Linked DNA regions of Mus musculus: region 1 is linked to region 2. A link is a loop called in an ENCODE intact Hi-C map of the cell type or tissue named here. Cell type or tissue: left cerebral cortex. All regions are shown on one strand. Each heading gives the region's core, and the rest is flanking DNA. Links, peaks and the distances in the headings are about the cores only. Region 1 overlaps Gm35599 (a long non-coding RNA gene). Region 2 overlaps 4930445N06Rik (a long non-coding RNA gene).

Region 1 (2,910 bases), core at 198-2,697, 310 kb before region 2:
TCAATCGGGCTGACAGCTGCTCAGCAGTGAGTGGGGCAGAACGAGTATGGGTCGGATTCTTGGAACCTCATTTTCTCTGGTTCTCTGGACTGTGTGTCCACAAAGGCAGAAGAGTGGCCTCCCAATTGGCTAGTCTTTCGTTCCTAGAAAGGAGGCTGGATGCTCAAGATACCTCCCTCGAAGATGTGTCTCTAGGTTCATACAACATATGCCCAGGATACCCCACCTCCGTTCTCACTGAGTGTAGGTGGATGGATGGCAGAAGGAATACATACCTATAGCCCGCCTGCGGGGTAGGGAACACTTTGCTCTTCAGTCTTTCTGAGCAACTAGCTGATGCCCTGATTCCATATCAGCCTTCTTTGTGGCTGATTTCTCCACTCCTGCATGAATGCAGATGCCTGTCCCCAGGGCCTCTCCACATCCTTCAGGGGATCTGTCCCCTCCTTGGTGACTGCCCACAGCTGTCCCTAACTCAAGGCTGTCATTGTCTGCTTTCTTGTATCTGCCTAGATGGGCAATCCTCCTAGCCACCATCCATCCACACGCTTTGTAGACTACGACAACTGACCACATGACCAGCCCTAGAAATAAGCCCTTACAAAGAAGGGGCTGCAAGAGTAGACAGTCTGCTGCCCAGAGAACAATCTTCAGACCCTCCTAAAGGATGAAAAGACACCAGAACTGGCTGTCTGCCAGGTTCAGTTGCGGCTTGGATGGAAAGGCAAAGGACAACAAGAAACACCCATTCTTTTTGAAGTGAAAAATAGATTTGCCTCCTCCCAAAATTCCAGTGCATTTGCGTTTGTTTAATTTGGCTAAGAGTGTCTTACATCCATATGACGAAGTACATGCCTGTCACAATAGCAACAGCACTTGCCTGAGAGGCTGGAGAGTTGTGGCTAGAACAAGGCCCAAGAAAGGAGGGAACTGTCTGGCCAGGGATGGGCTTTGGAGAGGACCTCAGGGAAACCCGTGTTTCTAGTCCATGACCCAGAGATCAGTGTGCACTTTAAACATCAACTATGAGATCATCACAGAATCAAATCTGCAAAGGAAGCTGAGTTCAGGTATCGCCTTGGTTTGGATGAGTGTTTACAACCAACACTGACAACCAGGAAACCATCAAAAATCACGGCAGGAAACAAGTTACTCCATTTGAACGAATGTCTGGCCAAAAGGCCAGGCCCCTGCTCCTGAGATGGATAATCAAGGGAGAGTTTAAAGCTGTAGCTGTGGCTCAGTACTAGTGCTTCTCACTGACTGTGTTAAAAAGAAAAATAATGTAAAACAGCACTAGCTAGCAAGGCATACGGATAGCAACTTAGAAAACCCCCAAATGGCCGAAGTACATATGCAGACTTACAGTCACAGGTAGCCAGAAAATGCAAATTCTGTTACTAAGAAGAAACAAGTTTCCAAGAGAGGCAAGAAAAGAGAGCCTGCTGTGGCTGCGGGGTGCCCTCTAACTGCTGCTGGAAAAGCTCTCTGCAAATGTTTGTGCTAAAAGTAGCCCAAACCACCAGCCAGGCCTCCCATCCTGAGCATCCATCCCTTTGAAATAGGAGCAAGGGAGTTTGAGGTCTTAAGTATGACACAGGGCAAGGCCTGGGGACAAGGCCAGTAAGGGAGTGCCACAGCCTTCGGGAACAGAGCTTTCCCAACCCAGAGAGGGGTGGCTGGAGACTCAGGAGCCATGAGATTGTGTGAGGCTGAGACCTGAGAAATGTGGGTAAGACTCAGACTTGGTTGTGTGAAGGTAAAGAGACTCAAAACTTACATGCATAATAAAAGTGCAGAGTCACACAGAGTCAAGTGTAGGTATTGATATTCTCCTATTTAGTAAAACAGAGACAGAGACAGAGACACAGAGAGAGAGAGAGACAGAGAGACAGAGAGACAGAGAGAGACAGACACACACATACACACACAGAAAAAGAGAGAGACGGAGCGAAAGACAGAGAGAGAGAAACACAGAGAGAGACACACAGAGAGACACACAGAGAGAGAGAGAGGGAGAGAGAGATACACAGAGAGAGAGACAGAAAGAGATATATAGAGAGATATATAGAGAGAGACAGAGACAGACAGACACACACATATACACACACACACAGAGAGAGAGAGAGAGAGAGAGAGAGAGAGAGAGAGAGAGAGAGAGAGAGAATTAGAGTGTGAGTGGGTATTAGATGTTGGCATCTCCATGGTGATGTAATCTTCAGGCTCTTCTGAGCCTGTTTTGCTCTGTTCCTCCCCTCTCCTTGGTCTCCTTGTGTGTGCACTATGCCACCTCTCTGAGTATGACCTCCTACCTCTGTCTGAGTCCTCGATGCCATGCTCTGTTCTGGGGCTTCATGTCTGGTGGGTGCATCATAAGTAAGGTTTGGGGAACTTCAGTGCTGAGGTGAGCTCAGAAGGAAACAGGATGGGGCCAGAGTTCAGATCGCTTGTGTGGGCTGATGCCATGCCTCCCTTGTGTGCTCTGGAGGGGGGAGAAGGTATGTGTCAATGTGGCCGTCTACCCTGCTCTGCCTCTGTGCACACCCCCTCCAGAAGCAGCACTTTGCTTTTCTGCAATGTGATTGCCTCTGCCATCAGTCCATCCTCTGTAGATACTCTGTCATGGACAAATATGCACAGCATCTCGTACCTCATCTTATAGGTGAAGGATCCTAAGGGTCCAGAAGTCAGGCCAATTGCATCCCTGAGATATCAGGAGTGCTTCATCACGGTGGTCCATGCTCAAACCACAAGCATATCCCAAGAGTCCTGGTCTGCGATGTAGCTTATGATGGTGATAAAATGGAACCCAGTATCACATGGGGGAGGCAGAAATTAACCCTCACACCAGTGAACATGGTATGGTTCCTCCAACCTGCCTGGACTGAGCTCCTCGGCTGGTATGAGGAA
Region 2 (2,910 bases), core at 227-2,726:
AACATGCACCGTATTTGTGCATACACAAGTACGTACCCACATGTGGGAGTGCACAGAAGCATGTACCCACATGTGTATACATGCATGTACCCGTGTCTGTATACATGTAAACATGCATTCCTGTGTATTCCTCACAGCATGCATCTATGTGTATACACACACAGGCATGCATTCACATGTGCCCCAACACATATACAAACATACCTCTGTATTTATCCATACATACCAACACATATACCTGTCTATTTAGACATACCCATTCATAAGTACACTCCTATCTAAACTGCCAAATTAACCTGACAGAGGAAGGTAGAGAGATAGATTTGGGGTGGAATTCTTAAAGTAATGAACACCTCAGGAGGAAACAGGTGACCACAGCTATAAGACCTGTGCCAAGGGAGGAGACTTTAGAAATAGAAACCAAACTTCGAAGAGTGTTGTGTGCAAGATGGGAGATAGAAAGTGACTGGGGTATAAGCCAGGTCCCTCTTGTCAGGTGGGTGGGGCAGTGGCTGGATGGTCTCAGCAGCTGATGCTGAGGTAGGCTGAAGAGAGCAAGGCCAGGTGAAGGGATACACAGATGCTCATGGCCCCTACAGGAGCAGCTAGGAGAGGCTACCCTGGTTGCAGGTGTGCCCCAGGATGGGCAGAATCTTTCTAGTTAGCCCACTCCCAGAGGTAAGGGAGAGGCAAGAACCCAAAGTGAGGAAGATGGTGATGCCTTCCAGGATGGGCCTAAGGGTGTGGCTTTCCCAGGGGAGTTGGCAGAAGGTGTGAGAGAGAGAGAGCACTAAAGGAGAGGTGTCCAAATGACAAGCAAGTGGCTTGAGGGAAACTGAGGCCTAGAGTTTGAGTACCACCCACTGCTGGGATACAATAGGCCTTCATGGGCCCTCATGATCCTCTCAGGTCCTAGTGCTTGGATGCTCTTAATCCTTGTGAAAACCTTCCCTGTGGCCTCCCTCACGTCATAGAGACTTTACAGCATGAACGAAGATGGAAACATGGTCACCACCCACGCCCACGCCCACGCCCACCCTCTGTAAACTGTGAGGCACAAACACTTCCCTTCCTGAAGACTCCTGGAAGCTGGGATGCACAGCAGACCTCTGAGCCAGCGCCTTGCTCACCCCTGAGAGCCACCTCAAGACCATACTCAGCAGCCGCAGCCGCAGCCATAGCCATAGCAGGCCTACCAACAGTGTGGCTCCCCAGATTGAAGGCTACAGGAGGCAGCACAGGCAAGACCGGGGGACCCTATAACCCAGCCTCACTGTACATGTGGATCCATGGTCTGTCTCCCAGGAGGAGGCCAGCCCGGAGAGCCCAGGGTCAGCTTCCTCCTGTCCCTCCGCTACAAGATCCACCTGTTGTATACCAGCAATTCCAAACCCGCTTTTTGCCTGTGGCTGCTCAGAGACCAGAGTCCTCAGCCTGGTCTTGCTGTGTGACCTGCCTGTCTTCCTCAATTCTCCTTGCTCCTCCAAGCAGAGCGTGTGTAGGAGGCAGGCCAAGGTCTTCAAGTGCTACCCAGGGTTCCAACCAGCCAGCTCCCCGTGAGGGGAGAGTGTGCAGCCCAGAGGAACCCAGCCACGCTTGCAAAAGGCCCTCACAACCATTGGCATGTCTTTTTACTACCCCCAAGCCCAGGACTTCCAGCGACTTCCAGAAAACGAAATCTGACAGCATCGGGGAGCTGCCAGCTCTTGATTCCAGCCTGCTGCTGCTACGGTAGCTTAAATTGCCAGGCTCTGCGAGAACTGTCCAACAGCGCCCCCTGGTGTCCACTCTCACCTCTGCTTCTGTGACCTGCCAGCCCTGGGTAGAGCTGTGGAAAACTTTGCCCTGGACAGACCTGAACAACCATGAGGTGGATTGTTTTTCACACAGGTCCAGTAGGTTTGTTGCCAACCATGCTGTGAGAAGCAAACATTCTCCGCTGACCCAGCTACGCCTTTTGGGTTTTATCCGAGTTCAATCTGGGAGTTCCCAACCTAGAGCAGGAGACTTGGGATGGGCACAATCTACTGTGAATGCAAGCTGCTGAAGGCACTGGCCAAGCGCAGACCAGGCTGTGGGGGCCACCGTAATCTATGGTGGGTGAGTCATGGGCCTCTAGGCATGGAAGTCAGGAAAGAATTGTGGAGAAGGTAGGGGGCAGCGAGGGCTGAGAAAGAGAATCGGTCTGACAGGATGGAGACATATAATAAGCTCTGAGAGTGGCTGCCTCTTTACCATGTGACCGTGGCAAATTGGATGGTGGCTTAGGGTTTTGCTATGCCTTGGGAGTGGAGTTTGGCTTCAGAGGATAAGCCACCACAGACAGTCCTGGGAAGCAGGCCTGGGTTCAAGTGAACCCAACAGAATGGCCCTTGGTATTGAAGTTGTTATCTTTGACAAGGAGGTTCACTGTAGGATGACTACAGACCATGGTCAGTTTCTCCCACAGACCAGCCCAGTGAAGACTGGGGATAAATTTTAGGGAAAAGTCACAAGCTTAAGTAGGAGGAGAACGTCTTCATTAGGATTTCTATGGCTGCCACGAAACACCATGACCAAAAAGCAAGTTGGGGAGGAAAGGTGTTTATTTGGTTTACACTTCGAGATCACAGTCCATCGTTGGAGGAAGTCAGGACAGGAACGCAAGCAAGGCTGGAACCTGGAGGCAGGAGCTGGTGTAGAGGCCATGGAAGAGCACTGCTAACTCATGGCTTGCTCGGCCTGCTCTCTTATAGAACCCAGGACCATCAGCCCAGTTATGATCCCACCCATAATGGGCTGGGCCCTCCTCCATTGATCACTAATTGAGAAAATGCTTTACAACTGGATCTCATGGAGGCACTTCCTCAACTGAGGCTCCTTCCTCTCTGGTGACCGTAGCCTGCATCAAGCTGACACACAAAATCAGCC

The links. A loop is a pair of places that touch in the nucleus more often than their neighbours do. Peaks named below come from ENCODE experiments on the same cell type or tissue, not always from the same donor. Only the 100,000 strongest peaks of a DNase experiment are listed, where the experiment ranks them.
Region 1: a loop joins it to region 2, with 3 times the contacts of the local background. A loop is called at or near these places in 5 of 42 quality-filtered maps.

What each region holds. Positions count from the first base shown.
Region 1 is chr15:87,932,733-87,935,642 of GRCm38, forward strand. All of the region lies in intron 11 of Gm35599 (a long non-coding RNA gene), which reads left to right. Among named protein-coding and RNA genes, the nearest start is that of Gm35711, 120 kb to the left of the region's middle. In left cerebral cortex, for the core only: no CTCF peak of the experiment used is centred there; a DNase peak (open chromatin) is centred at 1,454.
Region 2 is chr15:88,246,647-88,249,556 of GRCm38, forward strand. All of the region lies in intron 5 of 4930445N06Rik (a long non-coding RNA gene), which reads right to left. Among named protein-coding and RNA genes, the nearest start is that of Gm41376, 30 kb to the left of the region's middle. In left cerebral cortex, for the core only: a CTCF peak has its summit at 1,783 (motif pointing left); DNase peaks (open chromatin) are centred at 1,041 and 1,759.